Regions from separate parts of the Homo sapiens genome. Here region 2 is linked to region 1. The links are chromatin contacts, found by Hi-C or POLR2A ChIA-PET in ENCODE. All regions are on one chromosome and are shown on one strand. The core of a region is the stretch at or near the end of the contact, and the rest is flanking DNA. Distances in the headings are between cores, read along the strand shown. Region 1 holds the start of FOXN1 (forkhead box N1). Region 2 holds the start of SPAG5 (sperm associated antigen 5).

The links. A loop is a pair of places that touch in the nucleus more often than their neighbours do. ChIA-PET counts read pairs that join two places held with the same protein, here RNA polymerase II (POLR2A). Pooled maps may share reads with other maps.
Region 2: a map with no recorded cell type shows a loop between it and region 1 (2.1-fold over the local background). The contact joins the promoter of SPAG5 here to the promoter of FOXN1 in region 1. A Hi-C loop is called at or near these places in 7 of 168 maps with a recorded cell type or tissue (CD4-positive, alpha-beta memory T cell, CD8-positive, alpha-beta T cell, GM12878 and 4 more), 10 of 37 single-sample maps with no recorded cell type and 13 of 50 pooled maps. POLR2A ChIA-PET finds 5 or more read pairs at or near these places in 6 of 52 experiments (BJ, GM12878, WTC11 and 3 more).

Annotation. Positions count from the first base shown.
Region 1 is chr17:28,504,886-28,507,941 of GRCh38, forward strand. FOXN1 (forkhead box N1) reads left to right here and starts at 1,463. Exons shown (of 9, transcript NM_001369369.1): 1 at 1,463-1,558. RefSeq lists an enhancer at 2,714-3,056.
Region 2 is chr17:28,597,493-28,600,548 of GRCh38, forward strand. SPAG5 (sperm associated antigen 5) reads right to left here and starts at 1,533. Exons shown (of 24, transcript NM_006461.4): 1 at 1,404-1,533; 2 at 1,018-1,143. The coding sequence starts at 1,454. SPAG5-AS1 (SPAG5 antisense RNA 1) reads left to right here and starts at 1,641. Exons shown (of 3, transcript NR_040012.1): 1 at 1,641-1,754; 2 at 2,206-2,363. RefSeq lists enhancers at 1,195-1,739, 1,964-2,043 and a silencer at 1,444-1,753.

The DNA.
Region 1 (3,056 bases), core at 213-2,712:
TTAGTACAGAACATTTTCCGCCTCCACTAAGAACTCTCTAAATGTTTTAGCATGCTCCACACTTGTGCCAGATGACCACCACTGTGCCCCGGCCAGGGTTGATATTACCTCTCTCCTTGGAATGAGATAGTCACTGGGGAAGAGCTGACTTGTCCATACCCTCAGGCCAGAAGCCAAATCCCAGAACTTGCTGGGCAGCAGTGCTGGTACTAGGTCCTTAGAGCCTTTAGCTCCAGGAAGAGACACAAGTGGGCTTAGAGGCCAGTGCAAGGGTCAGGGAGATGGAGGAGGGAAAGAATGACCAGGGACAGGAGACAAGGGGATGGAGGGCAAAGAAGATGAAAAGGAAGCAGAGAGAAGGAGGTGAGGACAGGGTCTGGGGGAACAGCAGAGAAAGCTGTCAGGGAGCAGGGACAGGCTCCAGGCCTGAGTCCAGCTGGGACCAGGGAAGCCAATTCCTAGGGCTTCACCCTCAACATGAACTCTAAGGGGCCAGAGACCAGGGCAACAGCCACTCAGGTTTCTGTTTCTATCCTCCAAATAATGAAGAGTAGCCTGGGATGAAGACACAGAACCAGGGAGCCCCCATCTCCACCCCCACAGACACCCACATGCTCACACAGGACTAGGTTGCTGACCCACAGCAGAGACGTGTGCACAGACATGAGCATGTCAACACACGGACGACACACGGGCCTGGGTCCGGGGACACAGAGACACAGACACAGGGGAAGACATGCAGACACACGCCCACCCAGGAGACAGATGTACAGACCCAGGGAGAGATGCAGACAGACTCGCATGTATCTGCCCCTGAGGGAGAGGGAGATGGGAGTCACCAGCACATGCTCCAGTGGGTGCACACGCCCCCACCCACAAGGAGACACCCTCGAGGTGCTGCGGGAGCTGTGGAGAGACAGACAGATGGCCGGCCCCATGGACAGACAGTTCCCAGCAAATCTGTGCTAATGCTTGGCCCTTGAAGGGCCCAACCTGTCCATGCCGTGCCTCAGAGAACCCTGGGCTGCCACCCAGCGCTGTTCCCCAGAACCTCATGAGTGGGCTCCATGAGCATACATGTGGCGGCCAGGCTCTCCTGACACACGTGCATGCTCCAACAGGCCTGTGCCCCACCTGTGGGTGGGGGGGCGACATCTCCCTTCTGGAGTGCAGGCGGGGGCCACGGGACAACCCCCTCCTCTACAAGCCACAGGCTGTGCGCACTGGCAGGGACAGGGGAGGGGGCCTGGGCTAGCTCAGGAGGAGGGAGGGGTTGGGGGGCCAGGGTGCGGCTGGGGCGGGCACGGGAGCCGGTACCTGTCAAACAAGAGCCAAGGAGCAAACTAGCTTCTTAGTCACCTTTCTCTTCTCCCCGTTTTGGCGCAGCCCCTCCGGGCAAGGGGAAGCTGATATCATAATTATTGGCTCACCTGGCAGCTGCCTCCCCTCACCTGATGTCAGCACAGACACAGGACGGCCGAGCTGACGGACTGACAGACGGACAGAGCTCCTGGCCCCCCAGACCCGGGCCCCCACGCCGACCTGCTTCACTGAGCAGGTAAGAGGAGCCCCGGCCCAAGTCAGCCGTGGAGGCCAGCAGGGCCGGGCTGGGGCACGGGGAGGGCGTTCGCCTTTTTAACGGGGCTCAGGAGTGACGGGGAGCACCCAGGTTCTCACTGCAGCTCAAGGGAGACTCAGAATTCGGGTGAGTGCCTGGAGGCCAAGGGGCACCCCTTCCCCCACCTCCCCCTCCAGTTCCTTTTCTAGGTTGTCCAACTTTAATCCCTCTTGCTGTGGTGTGGGTCTCATTCTGGTGTGTGCTGGATTTTGTGTGTGTCTCTGTGTGTTGGAGATGCGCTCACCCACCCTGTGCTGGGAGGAAATGAGGACTCAAAAGTGTTAGATCTGGAAAACTAGAGCTGAAAGGCAGGGGGCCAAGTTCTCCATGTAGTGGTTTTCCAGGTGAAGAAGGGAGAGCCCAGCTCTGGGAGCTGGGGAGCACCAAGGGTGTGTGCAGATCAAGGAATTGCTCAACATCTCCACGCAGCCTGGGCTGGGGTCTAGATGCCTGGGCCCATGCAGAGGCCTGGGTTGCAGAAAGGAGATGGTGCACCTTGTGGCGAAGCAGACAGGTGGCAAACAGGTGCTGTGGCCATGAGTTGATGCTGGGCTTAGGGCAGAGTCGCCTCCTATCCCCAGCTCCATTTCTCTCCCGCAAGACCCCTAAGGCAGAGTCCTGGTGAGCAGAGCTGGGCCAGGCAGGGAGCCCTGAGGCCTTTGGGGCCTAGAGTTGGGGGCGTGGGAAGTGAAGGCCCTTAGGGAAGTGGCCGAAGCAGCAGGAAGCCCCTGCCAGCTCCCCCGACTCCTCCCCACCCACTACCCGCTCAGATAAGGTTCTGGCATTCCCCGTGGAGTCCCCCAGGCCCTCCCTAAATATCCAAAGAAGCCCGTTGGATGAAGAGTAGACTCTAGCAAGTGGGCGTGTTTGCCTCTTCTCTCGGCACCTACAGGCATGGGGGATATGTCTGGATGTGCTTTGTGGCAATGCACAACTGGTCAGTGGGAAGGGACCCGGGCGGAGGGGCTCATCTTGGGAAGTCATCCTATCCATCCCCTGCCCCTATGCCAGTCATTGCCCACATCGGGCAGGGCTGCCCCTCCTAGTTTTCCTAATCCCTGAAGGAGAAAATCTGGTCAGTTTCCTCACAATCATGAAGTCCTTCCTGGAGCCTCTCTGAAGTCTTTACTGCTGCAGGGTCCAGCTCTGCTTGCCCGGTAGCCTTCTTCCTCCCGCACTGAGGAACACTAGTTCCTCGGATCCGAGGGCGGCGTTGCACTGCAGTCCTGTCCCCACCGGGCTTGGCTCAGAACCTTTTACCATCTTGCTCATTCCCTGACCACAAGACACAGGCAGTACAAGGGCACCCCGAGTGGATGGGGGAAGGGGCAGGGCCTCCTATCCTGGTCCCTTTCTCTTGTGGCTCTGTGAGGGGTCCAGGGTGAGCCAGGCAGGGACAGAGCCAGGCTGAGTCCTGGAGAGGGGCAGACGGGGTGAG
Region 2 (3,056 bases), core at 283-2,782, 93 kb after region 1:
CCATGCTGGACAGCACAGATTATCAAATATTTCCCTCATCCCAGAAAGTTCTATTGGACAGTAGGTATTTTGCAACTCTTTCAAGAAAGACTGCTATGCTATCATCATACTTCTGTTACTCAGGATGTCATCTGTCTATACACTCTTCTTTCCTCCTCATACCTATTTTATTGATATCCCATCTCCTTCCAAAAATAATTCATATGCATGAAAATGAATAGATACGATTAATGAAATAACAAAGTCATGGTCAAAAAAGAGGAAGCAAAACTTCCTATACAGCTATAACAGTAGCTGTATGTGATGATCCAGTTTGGCCTTGAGCTTTCTAGAAGGCAGAGCAAGAGGGAAAATATGGTAAACTACATAGTTCTCATTATCAGAAAGAAAAGGATAGCAATTTCTTCAGGAAGACAATTTTTCCAGGCAGTTAGTCCTAAAGCCTTTCTTGGAGGAATCTTATACAGGAGTCAAGCTGCTTCCTTGACAAGTTTTGACAGCAACTGAAATGCAGTTTCTACATGGCTACGTCTCTCAAAACGTTTAACAAAAGTACAAATCAGTGAGGGCAATTCTGCAAGGAGCTAGTTTAAACTAAGGTGATTCAAGTACCCTACCTTCCAGTGGTGTAACTTGATCCCAGGAGAGTTCTAACTACCTCCTAGAGTAAATGGATATTGCCTCAATCTTGCAGGTGACTGACCTTTCCGTAAGTGACCCCATGTTGGAGGAAGAGCACTAATCAGGGTGGTAGGATTTCTCAATAGTTTGATAAAGGTCGAAGGGAGGAGGAGGAGGTAATAAAAACTAACAGCTAAACAGAGATTCAAGTTCTCACTGGATTTCCTTTAACCACCCTAGGGCACCTCTCTGTTGGCCTGAATAGCTGTAAATGGATGTCACCGACGTAGAAGACTTCATTATCGTTATTAATTATTGTAGCCCTGGCCCTCTGTTCCCCTGAGCTCTCACCCTGGGCAAACAGCCCAGTCGAGAAGCTGTCCAGGCGAATCTCACCTGCAGCCCCAGCTTGCACAGTGATGGGGTCAGCGAGGAGCAAGCGGGGGATCTTTTTCCAGAGTTGGTGAGGGCACCGGGCTGCAGGGTAAGTTCACGGAGAGGAGTTCTCATAGATGGTTTTCCCTGAGAAAGAAACCAAGAAAGAGGGCGAGTGTGAGGAAGCCTGGGTTCTGCCAGCCCGCCCCTCCTCCCTCCCTAAGAAGCCCAAAATGCGATTAGAAGAGTACGCTCGCACCCTAGTCGCGCAGGAGCAGCAAGGCGAACAAAGACTCCACAAGCCCCCAACCCCGGGCTCGACCCAACTTTCCAGGACAGTAGACACGGCCGGTGCCCCCGCGACAGCAGCCCGGCCCAGTTCTCTCCGCCAGAGATCTCCCGCTTACCGTCTGGGGCGAAGGCGACAGGCTGAGGCTCAGTTTTTTCACTCGCCACATCTTCAACCAGAAGGCAGGCCTATCACGTCTCAGACCAAGTCGAGGACGCCATGTTCACCCGCCGTCTGTGTTTGAACCTGCTCTGCGCTTCCTGGTTGGCTGCTTCAGGCGCGCGCGTACGCTCGGGGGTAGAGCCCGGGGGGCGGGGCCCGCGTTGACCACGCCCCCGGCCCTGCCTGCCCCTCCGTTGTCGAGCGTTTTCCGCTGACGGAGCCCTCACCTCAGACACCGGCGGTAGGGCTGGATGCGGGCCCGGCCCAGGACCGGTCTTCTGTCCTCACACCGGGGAGGACCACGCAGGTAGCTGGAGAGTCCAGGAGTCCATCCCTCCTGCTTCCAGCGGACCTCCTCACATCCATGGTGTTCATATCCAAGTTGTCTCCGTGGATGGAGAAGAGGAATCCTCTCCCTAGGTCTCCCTCAGTCCTCTCCAGCCGCAGCCTTGACGGGAAAGAGCCGGCCAGGGAGTCTAGAAGCCGAAGCGGTGCCGAGCGGCTTCCCTAGGCTTGGTGGGCCCGCGTCCGGGACGGCCCGGGCCGTGGTTCTCGACCTGGGCTGTAATGTCTCCAGAGTTTCTGGGCTTTTCCTGGGACTTACTCAGGCCGGCTACCAGTTTACTGGGCTAACCGCCTACATGTATTGAACATTGAGTGTGTGCCTGGCGCTATGCCGAATGCCGTGTAGTAGCTCATTTAATGCGCATAAGGACCTACGTAGTGAGAAATACTATAAATATCCCCATTTGTGACAGGAAGGAGCTGAGTCAGAGAGACCGTGTGTAATTTGCTCAGCGTCACACAGATAGTAAACGGCAGAGCCGCTCTTCCTCCCTGTCCCGCCAGCTCCTGCCTTCTGCTGTCTTGGATCTCCTATGCACGGGAAACCTGTTGAAGGTAGGACAGCCGAAAGGTCAGTATTCAGAGTGAGCCGTTTGCGAAGGTGTGTGTGCTTTGCACACTCACGGCGCCCTGTTTACACTCTGCAAGTCTTAATACATAGGGGGAAAGCAGCAGTCCAAAGAGGAGGAACTATGATGTTATAAACTGCAGCGTCCTCAGGGACGGGCTCCTCTAGCATTGTGTTGTCCAGTACGTTAGCCCTAGCCATAGTGGCTTTTGAGCACTTCAGATGTGACTAGTCCCAGTGGGAATGTGCTATAAATGTAAAACACTGTACAAACTGGATTTCAAACACGTCGTATGAAAAAAAGAATGCAAAATATCGCCAGGTGCGGTGGCTCATGCCTGTAATCCCAGCACGGAGGAGACAGAGGCAGGAGGATCCTTTAAGCCCAGGAGTTCGAGACCTGCCTCGGCAATATAGTGAGACCTATGTCTACAAAAAAAAAATTTGGGCCGGGCACGGTGGCTCACGCCTATAATCCCGCACTTCGGGAGGCCGAGGCAGGCGGATCACCTGAGGTCAGGAGTTCGAGACCAGCCTGCCCAACACGGCGAAACCCCGTTTCTACTAAAAATACAAAAATTAGCCAGGTGTGGTGGCACACGCCTGTAATCCCAGCTACTTGGGAGGCTGAGGCAGGAAGAATCTCTTGAACCTGGGAGGCGGAGGTTGCAGTGAGCTGAGATGGCACCACTACAC